Linked DNA regions of Mus musculus: region 2 is linked to region 1. The links are chromatin loops, found by intact Hi-C in ENCODE. Cell type or tissue: gastrocnemius. All regions are shown on one strand. Links, peaks and the distances in the headings refer to the core of each region. The heading gives the core; the rest is flanking DNA. Region 1 has its middle 15 kb from the start of Luzp1. Region 2 overlaps Luzp1 (leucine zipper protein 1).

Evidence for each region. Hi-C counts contacts between places; a loop is a spot of excess contacts. Peaks named below come from ENCODE experiments on the same cell type or tissue, not always from the same donor. Only the 100,000 strongest peaks of a DNase experiment are listed, where the experiment ranks them.
Region 2: it touches region 1 in a loop (9-fold over the local background); 25 of 42 quality-filtered maps call a loop at or near these places.

The regions. Positions count from the first base shown.
Region 1 is chr4:136,450,820-136,459,154 of GRCm38, forward strand. No RefSeq gene overlaps it. Among named protein-coding and RNA genes, the nearest start is that of Luzp1, 15 kb to the right of the region's middle. In gastrocnemius, for the core only: a CTCF peak has its summit at 4,101 (motif pointing right); DNase peaks (open chromatin) are centred at 913, 4,108 and 6,156; H3K4me3 peaks cover 673 bases; H3K27ac peaks cover 392 bases.
Region 2 is chr4:136,521,677-136,530,011 of GRCm38, forward strand. The region is part of intron 2 of Luzp1 (leucine zipper protein 1); the gene reads left to right. Among named protein-coding and RNA genes, the nearest start is that of Luzp1, 56 kb to the left of the region's middle. In gastrocnemius, for the core only: a CTCF peak has its summit at 4,957 (motif pointing right); a DNase peak (open chromatin) is centred at 4,955.

The sequences.
Region 1 (8,335 bases), core at 105-8,104:
TAGGCCATCCAAGAAGACAGTGAGACCCTATCTCAAAAAACTAAATCACAAAACAAAACAAAACAAAAAAACATATACAACAGATAACACCTCCCCCCAAAATCAAATCGCCTCTTCATTCGCTATTTTAAAAAGTATTTACTTATTTGTTTGTTTGTTTTTGAGGCATGGTCTCAGGCTGGCCTCAAACTTCTGCCTCTGCTTTATTTTTTTCCAATTGATTTTAAAAAAAAAATATGTCTTTCAGCTGGGCGATGGTGACACATGTCTTTTAATCCCAGAACTCAGGAAGCAGAGGCAGGAAGATCTTTGTGAGTTCTAGACCAGCCTGGTCTACATAGTGCGTTCTAGGACAGCCAGGGCACTCAGAAAAACCCTGCCTCAAAAAAAAAAAATCAAAATAAATAAGTATGTAAAAATAAATAAATAAATAATGAAAGGCCTAGGTCTATATTACCCAGGGTGGCTGGCTTTGAACTTCTGGACTCAAGTGATCCTCCTACCTCGGGCTTCTGGGTAGCTGGAACTGTAAGTATGTCATTATGGCCCCAGCTTCCCAGGCCAGTTTGATTGTTTATTATTGATTTATTTTTCAGAGCTGGAAGCATAGCCCAGAGTTTCACACAGGCTATGCGAATGGTTTCCCACTGAGCTACATTCCCAGCCACCCCTTCTCCACCGTTTACTTCTCAACAGACTTCAGGCCTCCAGGATGTGAATCCTGCAGGGAGTGCAAATAACTGAGCTCCGTGGACACAGGTGACCTCAGCTCCTCTGCTTTCAAGATCAGGGCGGGGGTAGGGGTGGGGGGGGAGGGGGAGGGGCTTCCACCGTCCATCCATCACCCTATGATCGCCATCAGACTCTGAGCCCCTCAGGGGCTCGCTTATCTATCTCTGTCCTCTTAGCCCCTGGCACACAGCCAGACAGCATGTGGTTAATGATAATAGCATTTACTGAGCTCTGACTGTGTACCCAGGTATGCCTTAAGCATTTTATGGGCAGTAGCCACTTAACCCAGTGAAGCAAGTCCAGTTGTTACAGTCCAGATTCGAAGCTAGAGTCCCAGGAAACTCAGTCTTTTGCCCTGTATCCCAGTGCCAGAATTCAAGTCAGGCTACACTCTGAACCCTCAGAGGATGTGGCCAGGCACAAAGGCCAGTGTTTGCCTTTGAAAAGCAGTAAAGCCGGAGAGATACTCCGTAAAGTGTCTGCAGTGTACGCATGAGGCTCAGAGGGCTTGGAATCCCAGCGCTGAAGAGGCAGCAGAAACGAGCAGAATTGGGAGGCTCAGGACCAGTCAGCTAACCTCATCCAGGCAATCATGTGTATGTCGTCACCCGAGTACCAACACCCAAGGTTAACCTCTGTCCTCCACACACAGGCACACATGTGTTCATCCATGAACACCTGGACACACACACACACACACACACACACACACACACACACACACACACACACTAGTGGGAAATGGTAACCAGGGTTTCCAGTTTCTTGCCTTTTAACTCAGGCTATTCTTTGGTACCACACGAATAACAATACTGTCAACCCAAGAAGGTGGCTGGGGCCTGGTACTGTCCCAGACACTGCAGTGTTCAGAACTGGGGAAATCTCTGAATGGGACTAGACTACCACTTACTCACTTGGAACTAATTAAGTGGCGAGGCAAATACACACAGTTGATGATTCGGACTACTGACCTGGGAGCCAGGTCTAGCTCTTGGGTTGCCAGTTGGCAACCTGTGATCTCTTTTTTTCTTTTCTTTTCTTTTCTTTTCTTTTCTTTTCTTTTCTTTTCTTTTCTTTTCTTTTCTTTTCTTTTCTTTTCTTTCTTTCTTTCTTTCTTTCTTTCTTTTATTTATTTATTTATTTTTTAAAGATTTATTTATTATTATATGTAAGTACACTGTAGCTGTCTTCAGACACACCAGAAGAGGGAGTCAGATCTTGTTACGGATGGTTGTGAGCCACCATGTGGTTGCTGGGATTTGAACTCTGGACCTTTGGAAGAGCAGTCGGGTGCTCTCACCCACTGAGCCATCTCACCAGCCCCTTTCTTTCTTTTATGATCGCTTGTTTTCTGTCCCCATATGGCCACCAGATCCCTCACAAAGCTCAGAGTCCATTTGGGGATCAAAGTACACTCAGCAGATTAGATAGGCAGGCAGTCTGTTCATCACCTGGCCTGTGTTGTGCCCCACCCCCTCGTTGCCCTCAGATGACTTTCCAGCCAGAGGGGAGAGTGCCTTCTTTATAGTTTCTAGCAAGTACCTGATTTGAGCCGTCCTCTGACTGAAGGGTCTTACGATAGCATTTATTGCTTTGCTAATCCTGAATTTTGCTCTCAAAGACAGAAACAGGGATCCCAGACCTGGAGAAAGGGGATTTTAACAGTTATCTAGGGCACCTTTAGTCACATCATCCCTGCCACAGCAGCAACTCATGATCTTGGATAGATTTATCTTGCTGACTCCCAGCAACTTGGGGAACAGGAAACCGTTATCCCCATTTTGCAGATAGGTAGATGGGGGCTTAAAATGCCTAAGAAATCTGCTCAAGGTATCCCTGTAACTCACTGGAAGAGACAAATGAGCATTCACATCTAGGTGACGTCACCCATGAACAACATCACTACTTCCTAGTTTACCCTAATCCCTGAACCACTCTGGTTTTGTTCGTTTGTTTGTTTGTTTGTTTGTTTGTTTGAGACAGAGTATCTCTAGTATAGCTCTGGCTGTCCTGGAACTCAATGTGTAGACCAGGTTGGCCTCGAACTCTGTGCCTCTTCTGCGTTCTGAGTGCTGGGATTAAAGGCATAAATGACCACACCCAGGTTCCCTGAACCCCACTTGGACAGCTCATTCACTTGACTTTTTGGCGTGCCCACCAAGTATCCTTGAACAGATTCAGGGACAGGATGCTCACCCTCAACCATACCTATGTTGACCTAGCGTTAGCCAGGCACTAGGAATCTAAAAAAATGTATGTCATTTCTTTTGTGGGGGGGAGGGGTGACAGGGGTGTTCAGACTGGGTTTCTCTGTGTAGTCCTGGCTGTCCTGGATCTTGGTCTGCAGATCAGGCTGGCCTCGAACTCAGAAATCTGCCTGCCTCTGCCTTCCACGTGCTGGGATCAAAGGTGTGCGCCACCATGGTTCAGCTGTAGTATTTCTGCCTAGCAACAGTCACCATGTTATATCACCATAGTGTGGCAATTGTATACTTAAAGCAGAGAAGGAACAGGCCAAGGGTACAAATCTAGTTCTAAGAACAAGCTGGGGCCAAATGCAAGCATATCCCTTTTTTTGTTTTGATTTTTTGTTTGTTTGTTCCAGACAGGGTCTCAGTACGCCAGAGGCTCTCAACTTGTGGGTCTTGGCCTCTTGGGAAGCTTGAACAATCCTTTCACAAGGGTCACATATCCAATATCCTGCATATCATATGTTTACATTATGATTCATGACAGTAGCAAAATTATAGTTATGAAATAGCAAAGAAAATAGTGTTATGGTTGGGGGGGGGTCTCACAGCATGAGGAAGATTGAAAGCCACCATACAATGAAGTCCTAGCTGGCTTGGAACTTGCTATATAGATGAGACTGGCCTAAAACTCAGAGATTTGCCTGTCTCTGCCTCTTGAGTTCTGGAATTAAAGATACGAGCTACCATATTGGACTTTGATTTTGTTTTTTTAAAGAGTTTTTTTTTCAAAATGTATATGGGTGTTTTGCCTGTATATATTGTGGTCAAGGAAGCCAGAAGAGAAATTAAATCCTCTGGGATTGGAGTTACAGATGGTGGTGAGCTGCCACGTATGTACCGGGAATCAAGCAAGCAGCCAGTACTCTTAACCACTGAGCCATCTCTCCAGCCCCGACAAAGAGACATGGGCCTTGGCTGTGTTAGAGATAGAAGAACCCATTCCCTTCCTACCTTTTTTTTTTTTTTCTGAAAAAAGGAACCTCATCCCGAGAGGGGCTGGTACAAGTCTGAGATCCCATCATAGGACAGAATCCAGTAGGAACATCTTGCCCTAAACAAGTTTGAATAAGGCGTTTCCCTCCGCCTAAATCCTGGTCCATTCCACATCTGTCCACCAGATGGCGCAGAAGCATCAGGGAATAATGCAGAAAGAAGGGTGGGCAAACCCCCTTTCTCTGGCAAAACTTTTCTACAAGAAGCAGCGGCAAGCCTCTGCCTGTTCTGGGACAGCACTTAGATCACTAAGGTATGCATTGCAGACACTCTCAGAGGCGAACTCGGCCTGACCACGGAAGTAGCGGAAGGTGATGGTAAACACTAGGAAATAAGACTCCAGCAGACAGGGTAGGAAATCTTTGCCTCTGGGAACCTTCTTGGCAGCTGGCTCAGAGAGTTGTGCTGGCACACCAAATGGGGTGCGAGATGAGATCCGTCTTTCTCAGGCTTTGCAGAGAGCTCCAGGTTTTGGTGCTCTCACTAGGTGGTTGGTGGCCACCGCTAGTGAAAGCCTTCTAGATGGCTGACGTGTCTGCCACCACTCTTGGAAGCCTGGGGGGCGGGGGGGGGGGGCGGTTACTAATGGATCTGGCAACTCCAGAGCTCAGCTTAGGCCCTGCAGCTCAATCGGGACTTCTGTTCCTCTCACACCACACATGGAACTGTTAAGTTCAAAGACTTGAGGCTGGAAACCTCGAGAAAGGTTTGAGATACTAGGGGTGGGGGAAGGGAGGCCAGGAGTGAGGGAGGCCTAGAAGAAAGGGAAGATTGGACGAGAAGTCGGTCAGACCTTGGGGACTCAAACAATCTATCTGCTTTGAACTTTATCCTGGGAGGAACAGGGATCTCTTGAAAATTATTTGGGAAGATGGCGTCGTAAGATGGGAGCTGAGATGGATCACTTGAGCTGTGTGAAGACAGAGGAAGGGAGGTGGAGAAGTCTGGAGGGACAGAGGCTAACCAAGGGACTGAGCACAGAAGAGCTGCAGGTTGGATGGGGTAATGACAGCGTGGGTTAATTTTCCATCCACCAAGACCTTCCCATGGGCTCCTGGGTACCCCAGTGAAACTGTCTTGGTTAGGTGACAGTTCTCTCAGGCTAGGGGACTTCCCTGGGCCAAGAAGATCTGTTCTCCAGCTGGTATATCCTGGAAGATCCTTGATATCAATAGACAGAGAGAGAAGGAGAGAGAGAAGGAAAGAGAGAGAGAGAGAGGGAGAGAGAGAGAGAGAGAGGCTAAGAGAGAAGCCAGATTGGGGGTTAGGAGGGCAGAGGAAGATATTCCATTAGGACACATACTGGTGGTAAACATCTCTTTCAGGTGCCAACTCTGCTAATTATTGGCTGTGTTAGCACAGCCAAGTCAATTTGGTAACCAAGCCCCAGCTTCTATATCTGTAAAATGTGGTTATAGAGCTATGGAGATGGCTCAGCAGGGACCTGGTGACCTGGATCAGATCCTTAAAGCTCGCATAGAAATGGAGCTAACTGACCCCACAAAGTTGTCCTCTAACGTCACACATGTTCTGTGGCATGCACACACACCCCAACATACATGCACAGCAATAATAAATCAAATATAAAAAGTAAAATATGATTATGGCTAAGACCAACCTTTGAGGCCTTGGACAAGGTGGTGTGGGTAGGGCTGCCTTAGTTAGGGTTTTACTGCTGTGAACAGACACCATGACCAAGGCAAGTCTTATAAAGAACAACATTTCATTGGGGCTGGCTTGCAGGTTCAGAGGTTCAGTCCATTATCATCAAGACGGGAACATGGCAGCATCCAAGCAGGCATGGTGCAGGAGGAGCTGAGAGTTCTACATCTTCATCTGAAGGCAGCTAGTGGAAGACTGTCTTCCAGGAAGCTAGGATGAGGGTCTTAAAGCCCACACCCACAGTGACACACCTACTCTAACAGGACCACACCTCCAAACAGTGCCACTCCCTGGGCCAAGCATATTCAAATCACGACAAGGGTTCAGCATGTTTTTTTGTTTTTGGTTTTTTGTGTGTGGAGGGGTCCGAGAACACCCAAGAAGAGGGGAGTTTTTAGGTTCTCCATCCCTCAGAGAGTCTGTGGTTATGCAGTAGGGCACCCTGGCTCTCTGGCCAGGAAGAACCTCTTCAAACCAGGGTGGGTTTCAAATCAGGTCAGCCCCAGGCTGAGAGCCCTTGGAATTAGGCCAAGGGAATTCTAGCCAAAGGCAAAGAAAACAATCTGGTTAGTCCAGGGCCACCTTCTGGAGAAAGGTGTTGTGGCTGTTTTCCTTGTTGAGACATTCAAAATGATTTTTCTGGGCCAGGTTACAAGGAGTGAGTCTCTTGTCCTATTTTGTTTGCTCTCTCGCTTTGTGCTTGCGCACTGAAAGTTGCCTCTGACCCCGGTTACTGAGATAAAGGTCTTGTAGATACCCCTGCTTTATTTTCTTTTTAAAAATCTTGTGTGTGGGGGCTGGCAAGATGGCTCAGTGGTTAAGAGCGCTGACTGCTCTTCCGAAGGTCCGGAGTTCAAATCCTAGCAACCACATGGTGGCTCACAACCATCCTTAACAAAAGCTGATGCCCTCTTCTGGAGTGTCTGAAGACAGCCACAGTGTACTCACATAATAAATAAATAAATCTTAAAAAAAAAAAAAAAACCTCTTGTGTGTGTAGGTTGTGTGCCTGTGTGTGTATGTGTGTGCGCACGCATTCGCTAGAGTATGCACACAAGTGTCAGTACTTGCACAGATGCCAGAGAAAGGCATCAGGCACCTTCTCTATCACTCTCCTCTGCCTTATTTCTTTGAGACAGGATCTCTCACTGAGCCAGGCTGGCTACCAGAAAAATCCAGCCTTTTTTGTTTGTTTGTTTGTTTGTTTGTTTGTTTGTTTGTTTGTTTTGAGACAGGGTTTCTCTGCGTAGCCCTGGCTTCCTGGGACGCACTCTGTAGACCATGCTGGGTCCACCTGCCTCTGTTTCCTGAGGGCTGGGATTAAAGTTGTGCGCCACCAGGCTGCCTTTTTTTTTTTTTTTTTTTGTGAGTGCCTGGTTCTGAACTGAGGCCCTAACAGTTACCCACCGAGCGTTCTTAACTACTGAGCTATCTCCCCATCTCTCTGGTCCCTACATTATTATTGTTTTCTTTCTTTCTTTCTTTCTTTCTTTCTTTCTTTCTTTCTTTCTTTCTTTCTTTCTTTCTTTCTTTCTTTCTTCCTTCCTTCCTTCCTTCCTTCCTTCCTTCCTTCCTTCCTTCCTTCCTTTCTTTCTTTCTTCCTTCCTTTTATCTTTGGGTCCTTCCTTCCTTCCTTCCTTTTCTTCATCTTCAGCATACTGGATAATTGAGCCCGAGGCCTCGCACATTGAGCAAGCAGTGCTTTCACCACTGAATTACACCCAGCCCTTTGTATACCTTCTCTCGGGTGCTCATTACTGCCCCTGAGTGAGGAAGGTCCTACTTCCTATTCACCCCTTTGTAGGGGTAGGGAAACCTAGGCTGGGAAGAGTTCACCCACGTGTGTATAGACTGACCTACATTTACTGATCTACATTTACTGATCTACATTTACTTGGCCTGTGGCTAGGTCTGTGCACTTGGAGCCCACGGTTCGCACAGCACCTTGAATTATCCAGTAAGTAAAACTGGGCCAAAAGCCACTAAGAGAAAAATAGTTAACACAAGGTACAGCAGTTGTCAGCTTGGCAGCACAGACCGTTGTATTCGTATGACACCTGCCAGAGAGAATTTAGCACAGGGAAACACGAATCTTTCCCAAATCACTGGCCTGATTCTTCCAGTCATATCAAAACAAAACTTCTTTGGGGAGAGGAGGTGCTGGAAAGGGAACCCAGAACTTCACAAGCACATGCTAGGCACATGCTACCAACCCGATAGTGAATTGTCATAAACAATTTCCCTCATGCCAGGCCTTCTCTGAGAACCTCATACCCCTTGCTTGACTCAATCTTCCCAAATGGTCCCAAAGAAAGGGGCTCAAATGGAGACGTTCAAGAATTTCTGATGGTCATGTGACTAGTGAGCAGAAGAATTGGGTTTCAAAATCACCTAGCTCAGTGTAGGGAACTTGTCTGGGAGGTAGAAGGCTCTCCATTCAATCTTCAGCACCAGAAAAATAAATAAATAAAGCTAGTTAATTAACATAGCACTGTCTCCAAGGGCTGTGCACTTAATCACGTTGACTACTTCCTATACAATTTGAAGCACATCCTGTTTCCTTCTTTGCTTTGGCTGCCAGGAAGCTCAGAGCCACGCTTTGGGTTATATCACAGTCCCCGTCCTTAAAAAACTTTCCATCAGCCGCTGCTGTATTCAGAATTTCGTGTTTCTTCCTTCCTTCTCCTCTGGCCTTC
Region 2 (8,335 bases), core at 176-8,175, 71 kb after region 1:
TGTCACTTACTGAGTATTTACTGTGTGTCAGGCCTGTCTGTCATACGTTTTCTTTCTTAATACCTATTCCAACTCTTTAAGGCTAGTGCTTTTATCATTGCCAGAAAGTGAGGTGAGAGGTTAAATAACTTATCAAGTTTACACAGGCAACAAGAGGCAGAATTAAGTTTTTAAACTAGGTCCTTTTCATTGTATCACATCCACCTTTTGAGAATGTTACTTTCTGGGTTGAGATGGTGGCTCACTTACCTTTCAGAAGCACACCAGAATAAACATTAGAGAAACTTAGACTAACAGCTATTCCTTTGCTCTCTGGGTTTTGTGAGCCCGTCTTTATTGGCACAGGAAGGCTGTGGAGAATAACAATGAACTAGGACTGTGAGGACGAGAACTGAGGAGGGGGGACAGCTAAGGGGTTTCGTGGTCCTCGTCACTTCTGGTGTACTGTGGATAGAGAAAGGACTGGGGGAAAGCTTGGAAAATGTGCAGTGGTCATGGAAATGCCTGGATACAGAGAGAAATCTTGGTAACACTACTCAAGTCAATCCACGCATGAAAAGGACATTGTAAGGACAAGGAGGAACTTGTCATGAGGTAGTGGATAACATATAAACATGTTCTTTACCCTGTGGATCTCAGTCTGGTATAAGTCCGATGGTATTGAGTTTTCATATAATGTGGTTAACATTCGAGGCTGACAAATAGTGAATTCCTGTAGAGCCTTCAAAGATGGAATGAGTTTTCTGGTGGGGAAGTGTCTGTCCTTCTTGTCATTAGAAGTGCTTAGACGCCGGGCGTGGTGGTGCATGCCTTTAATCCCAGCACTTGGGAGGCAGAGGCAGAGGCAGAGGCAGAGGCAGAGGCAGAGGCAGAGGCAGAGGCAGACAGAGGCAGGTGGATTTCTGAGTTCGAGGCCAGCCTGGTCTACAAAGTGAGTTCCAGAACAGCCAGGGCTATACAGAGAAACCCTGTCTCAAAAAAAAAAAAAAAAAAAAAAGAAAGAAAGAAAGAAAGAAAGAAAGAAAGAAAGAAAGAAAGAAGTAAAGAAAGAAAGAAAGAAGTGCTTAGACAAGAATTGATGATGAGTTACTAAGACAACTTGTACATTGAATTCTTTCCACTTTGAAAAGTGCCTGTCCCAACAACTCTATAGTGTGAAGCAGACACGTAAGACATAGAAGTGAATAAACATAGCCATATTTCAACTAAATTATTTATAAAATCAGGCAAGCTGCTCAGTTGGTAGAATGTTTGTTTATCATGCCCAGGTTTAGTCCCCAGGACCAACCTAAGTCTGTATGGTTGGTTATATATCAAACTGCAAAGAAGTTTGCTGACCCCTGCTATAAATGACTGTTGGGAACAGGAAATGAATCATGGCAACTATGTTGGGAGAAGGGGCAGGGCAGGATTTTTTATGTTCTATTTCAGATCTTCCTGATCTGCAAGGGCAGGAAGAAGAGCTAGTTTCTAAAGGGCTAGCTAGGTTCACTTAGAAATAGGTTTAAGGGGCTTAGGATGTAGCTCAGTTGGTGAAATGCTTGTTTAGCATGCCCAGGTTCAGGTCCCCAGTACCACATAAGCCAGGTGCTATGATATATACCTATATAGTCTTAGCACTTGGGAAGTAGAGGCAGAGGGTCTAAAAAATTCTAGGCCATCCTTGGTTACATACTGAGTTCAAGGACAGCATGAAATAAACAAGGCCCTGTTCTTGGTTTTGTGTTTTGTTTTGTTTTGTTTTGTTTTGTTTTGTTTTGTTTTAAAGAGGCTTAAGAAGTTTGGCAAAAATGATCTGCCAAATGGAAATACAATTGATATCTTTCTAATATTAATCAGAACTGAGGTAGATATTGATGTGAGAGACATTGGCTGTAAAAGATGGAACTGATGGTTGGTACATGCCCATGACCCAGGCACATGGCAGGAGCATTATGAATTTGAGGCTAGTGTGGGCTACATGGTAAGTTCCAGGAGCACTTGGACTCTAGAGTGAAAGTGTGGAAATGAAACCCTTTATTTATTTACTTATGTATACAGAAGAGGGCATCAGATCCCACTACAGATGGTTGTGAGCCACCATGTGGTTGCTGAGAATTGATCTCAGGACCTCTGGAAGAGCAGCATGCTCTTAACTGCTGAGCCATCTCTCCAGCCCTCTCTGTGAGTTCTTGATCTTCTTGCCCCAGTTTCCCAAGTGCTTGGATCACAGTAGAGTGACATTATGCCCAGTAGGGATGGTTTTATTTTTTTAAAAAACCATTGTTTTACCTTTGGCTATGTCTGTCTTATTTTTTCAAAGACAAAGGAGAAGCTCTTAATTTTTTTATTCTTGCACTTCACAGAAGTCTGGGTACATCATAGATGTGCCATAAATATTTACTGAATAATGAATCATCTGCAGAGAGCAGGGAAACATTAGGAAGAAAGGAATCTTTTCTCTTTTGTAGACAGCCCAGGATACAGCACCTCCACTGCTTTCTCCAGATAGGAGATGTGTATTAAAGAAATTAAAGGTATGTAGTTTGAGGCCAGCCTGGTCAATAGTGAGTTCCAGGACAGCCAGGACTATTTAGAGAGACCCTGTAACAAAAAACAAAAACAGAAAAATAAATGTATAAAACTATTCTAAGGAGTAGAGGAAGATTCAGAAATACTTTTTGTTCTTACCAGCCCAGTGATAATATTTGGGCAGCCTATAAGGAGTGGTTTCAGCAGTTTGTCCCAGTTTCCATGGCGCAGACCTGCAGTCTTGAAGGGGCACAATATGATGGTTAAGCCACTGAGCAAGTGGGTACAGGGCTTGGGTGTGATCTTTTAGAACATGTGTCCAGGACCTGATAACCTGTTCCATCTGATCCACTCATTTCCTCCGTTGTAACCCATGAACAGTTAGTTCCTTGGTATTACTTAGTGTTGTCTGTTAAAGGCCAGTGTCTGGCCAGACACTGAATCATTAGGAAGTTCATTCAGCCACTCACAGTCACTAAGTTTAAAGCATTTATTGTGTGCTAGGCTCCTTGCTGAGTACTGAGAATTCAGAATACAAATAAGAAAGCAAGTAGGGAGGAATATACTGAGTAAATAAAACTCATACATATACAGTGTTGTGAGCATTTGTCTGACATGCTCAAGGCCCTGGGTTCAATCTCCAGTACTTCTACCACTACAACCAGCTAAAAATGAGACTTAACATGCAGGCTGAAGACAAGGCTAGAGAGAGGTGGGCAGGCAAGGCCAGAACATGCAGGGCTTCTTGGTTTAATTGGAGAATTTGGACTTTAACCTAAGAAGAATAAGAGCCTTGAAAAGATTTCAGATAGGAAATGTAATGCTCTCTTTTTAGTGTCAATTAAGTACTTGTTGGTTGTTAACTGAGTTTAGCTTTTTCATTCCTGTGCTATACTGGTTGAGTCTCCACACTCAATTTTGAACAGAAGATAGAAAATTAACACTAAAATCCAAATGGAGGGACTGGCAAGATGGCTAAGTGCACTTGTAGAGGACTAGAGTTCATTTCTTGGTACCCATGCTGGGCTGTGACACCATAGCTGCATGTAACTCCAGCTCCAGGAGGTCCAGTTCCCTCCTCTGGCCTTCTAGGTACCCTCACAGACACGCACACTCACAAAGAGATATACACATAACTAAAAACATCTAAAAAGAAAAATTTAATCCACATGAAAACAGTAGTCAGGTTCCTGAACTTTTTATAATTCAGAATAGTGGTAATTTATAGATGGAGAAGTGCTAAAGTTTCATATCTATATTAGTTCTTTTCCTGTTTCCAGAATAAAATATTCTGATTCTTAAAAAAAGTTGAGAAAGGATTATTCTGGCTTACACTTAGAATGTTCCCTTATGGTGAAGAAGTCAAGGCTGGTCACACTGAATCTACAGAGCTAATCCCGGGGAATTGTTCCATTCACCTCTAGTGTGGGTCTTCCCCTTTCAGTTAATATAATCATATAATCAAGACAGTTCTCACAGGTCTGCCTGGAGATTTGTTGGATACCAAATTGTTATCAAGTTGACGAATAAATATTAACTATTATAATTTCCTCTTAAGATATTTGTTCATGAAAAGTTCAGTGTAAAGTGGTAAAAGGGAATGTTTGGAGAATGTCAGTTGAGGGTAGGCCGAGGCCCTTCTGTTCTGTTTTGGTTTTGTATGGGGTCCTCACTATGTTTCCTAGGCTGGTCTTAAGCTCCTTAGTTTAAAGAATCCCCTTGCTTTAGACTTCTGAGTAGCTGGAACTACAGAAATACTATCATGCCTAGGTGTGTGGGTTTTAAATTTTTTTTTTCACTATTGAACCTGGTATGGTGGTACACACTTGTAATCCAATACTTGGGAGGCAGAGGTGGGTGGATCTCTGTTAGTTTGAGACCAGCTTGATCTACAGAGAGAGTTCCAGGACAGCCAGGACCACACAGAGAGACCCTGTCTCGAAAAATGAAAGCAAACAAATTATTATTGTGATGTTGTATATCATGGAGTTCACCTCTACATTGTACAATTTAATGGTTTTAAGCATATCGACAATGATGCATTGCTTTTAAAGCTTCTCGTAGAAACATGGTGTTATTTGTCTTCTGGTAACTGTTAAGTTAGTATAAATCCTTTAATAATTCTTTATCCTTTCTATTACTGAACATATGAAATTTGTGGAGTCCCTAATCCCCCAACTAGTGTAAAAATAGTTAAGGCTTTTGCTGTGCCAGTGGACAAATAGCCAAAGGAAAGCGACTTGTTCCCTTCAGTTTTGGAGAATGTGGAAGCATGTAGGCTATGGAGAGATGGGAAAGAGTCTAGAAGAACTTAGAGGAGAGAAGAGAGCTGTACCATAGACGGGGCAGAGTGATGGATGATCCATGTTTGATGGTAGCAATTTCTCCCAAGCATTGCTGTTCTATAAGAGCTGTGCACGGGCTCCATCTGATGGCTCAGACCATGTAGTGCAGCCACCAGATGGAGCCCGTGCACAGCTCCAGAAGGCATTTGGTATTTCAAGCCTCAGTTGCAGTTGAATTGTTGGGAGTCAGTTTTACTATAAGATGCTGGCTGTTCTCTTATAGGTTAGACTGTGTTTTTTAATTTTTTATTAGATATTTTCTTCATTTACATTTCAAATGCTATCCCAAAAGTCCCCTATACCCTCTCCCCGCCCTGCTCCCCTACCCACCCACTCCCACTTCTTGGCCCTGGTGTTCCCCTGTACTGGGGCATATAAAGTTTGCAAGACCAAGGGGCCTCTCTTCCCATAGCTACATATGCAGCTAGAGACACGAGCTCTGGGGGGTACTGATTAGTTCATATTGTTGTTCCACCTATAGGGTTGCAGACCCCCTTAGCTCCTTTGGGTACTTTCTCTAGCTCCTCCATTGGGGGCCCTGTGTTCCATCCTATAGATCACTGTGAGCATCCACTTCTGTATTAGCCAGGCACTGGCATAGCCTCACAAGAGACAGCTGTTTACCAGGGTCTTTTCAGCACAATCTTGCTGGCATATGCGATAGTGTCTGTGTTTGGTGGCTGATTATGGGATGGACTGCCCCTAATTTCAAATCCTGATTCTGTTGCTGTTTCCAGCACTATTCTGTTAAATAGTGCTGAACCCCTGCGACCCTGCACATGTGGTACTGGAGATGAAACACCAGTCTTCACATATGCTGGACAAAATGCCTTACAACTGAGACATCTCCTCAGCCCTACTGGTGTCGTGCTGGCAATACTTGTGGCATAATTGTCTTGATAGATCCACCTGTGTTAGTCTTACTTTTTGGAAGCTTCCATTACACTATGTGCTATGCACTCTTGTGATTTTCCACTTGCCTCACAGATGCTTTGTCCCCTTTGCTATATTTTCATCCCTGTGAGCATTGGGGTTTAGACAGTTGGTGTCTTATTTTCTCTATATTTTTCTAAGCCATCTGTTTTTGTTGACTCACAGATTTATATTGTAAGAATACCTCTCTTCTGAGCTCTGACCCTGCTTGTGTGTTTATGGGCTCTATTGTCTTTGATTGACCATTAACCCCTCACAGATAATGTTTTAAACTTATCTTCCTTTTCTTACTGTTCCATCTATACTTAATTTCATTGGACTTAGGACAGCACTGTCCTACAAATTCAGGCCAGCAACCTTGGTCTGAAGCATCCTTAATTTCTTGCCTGTCTTATACATCATGTGCAGTCTAGGAACAAAAGCATGGGGTTCTCCCTTCACCTGGCCAGAGTTCTGACCACTTCTTAGTGTCTCTGTTATCAGCCACACTGGCTTTTGCTTGGAGTATCACAGTGCTTCCTGTTTGGTCTTCCTAGTCAGATTCTTTAGTAGTCTTTTGAAAAAACCAGGGCATTTATATTGATTTTCATCATGAGCTAGTCCTAATAATTACTATCACCCAACTTATTTATATACTAACTTTAACTTTTTAAAAAAGTTTTTTGAGACAGGGTCTACAAAATTATTTAATATAAATATTTCAAGGCTCCACCTCAATATCTAGGCAGTCTATCTTATCTATTCTAACCCCTCAACTAGTTTGGCTACCTACTAGTCAAAATCCCAATAATACTTGCAACTTGGGACTTCCATATTTCTGCTAAACTCTCAAGAATTCTTTCCACCTTACTCAACCTGACTGATCTCTTCCTCCTTCCCCTGGCTGGCAGAAGTCCTGCCCTATTCTCTGTTTTGCCCAGCCATTGGGTAATCAGCATTTATTGACAAAGCAGAGAATAAATGGTAAGAATTGTTTACACAGACTTGAGAGAGGAGATTCTTGACACAAGTATTACAATGCCATGTCTGGATTGAAATAAAATACGAGGGCGGAGAAGTCAGCGTTTGAATAATACAAGGATAACCTTTACACAGTGCATTATGTCTACATTCCACCTTTTTTGTCTAATAAAAAACAAATATTAGACAGAAGACTCATAATAATCTATATACAGTGATAACAATTATTATGACTAATCAGGTAAGATTCATGTTATATCTAGTCCATAACTATTTGCCAATTTTGTAGTTATATTCTATTGTCCATCCTAACTTGGTGAATTTAGAGTTTTGTACCTAAATCATTTTCTATCATAACTTGTCTTATTGACCTAAAGCATCTTCTAAGACATAAAACATTTTCTTAAATCCTATATAATTTAAGATTTATTCTGAAACTTTATCTAGTCTTTTCCCCTATCACAGACCTGAGAAGGAATAAATATTACTTGAGTATGTAGGAAGTACAGGCCAGCAGCTTCTGAAACTATAGAAATGACAGAGGAGCAGGTTGTCTGGGAAGTCCCCCAGAAATTCTCTAGGATTCTATCTTCAGCCTTCATGCCCAGAATATCTGACAGACCTTTTGTGAAGCAAGAAGTATGAAGGACTGCTTACCCTAACTTGGCAGAGCTTGGCAGTCAACTTCCCTGCATCCTGTTTGTTCTTTCTGGATAGCATTTTGTCTGCAGATGTAGCATGGGCAGCTTTCTGCCCAGTGGCAGCTTGTCACATTTGAGATGAACTCCATATGGAGGTTCTTTGATGCTCTTTTATCTTCTTTGAAGTGGATTAGAGATAACTTCCAGGAGCAGATCTTTCTCATTGTTAGAAAAGATCTCTTAATAATGAAATCATTCTAAATGTCATATTCTGTGGATCTCTGAGGTTTTTGAAGACCATCTATCTATTGAATATCTGAATTGTCACCCACTGTTTATTCTATTTACTATTTGAATAACTGTGAAAACATCTTACTGTAATTAACTCAACTAGTATCTATTATGACCACAAGTTTGATTGCCTGACTTTTAATTCATATTACTTAATTATCCTTAACAGTTTGTAATAGCAGGCTTAAAAGGAATAGAACTTTCATTGTATCTTTAAGAATTATATTGGTACAATATCCCAAATGTTGAAAACATATACATTATGTGCATTAAAAACTTTAAATTTGTATAAATATACAAAACGTTATGCCAGTGTAACAAAATATAACCTTAACTTTTATATCAATATACAAAGATCTATACCAATGTAAGATTATGGCTTAAAAAAAAAGTTGTTTTTTTTTTTAAAGTAAATTCAGTGATCTCTATCCCTTTTTCCTATTATTCTTATAATATTTCTATATTCCCCCTTTCTCTTTTCTCCCTCTCTCCTCCTCTGTCCCCTCCTCCCTAACCCCTAGCTAGGAGAGAAAGAATAATAGAGGAAAGAAAAAGAAAAAAAAAAAGAAAAAAAAATCCCTGAATCTAAATACCGTATTTTGTTTCTTCCCTGTCTAAGACCATAACTACTGTAACCATCCCTCTTTTTTTTTT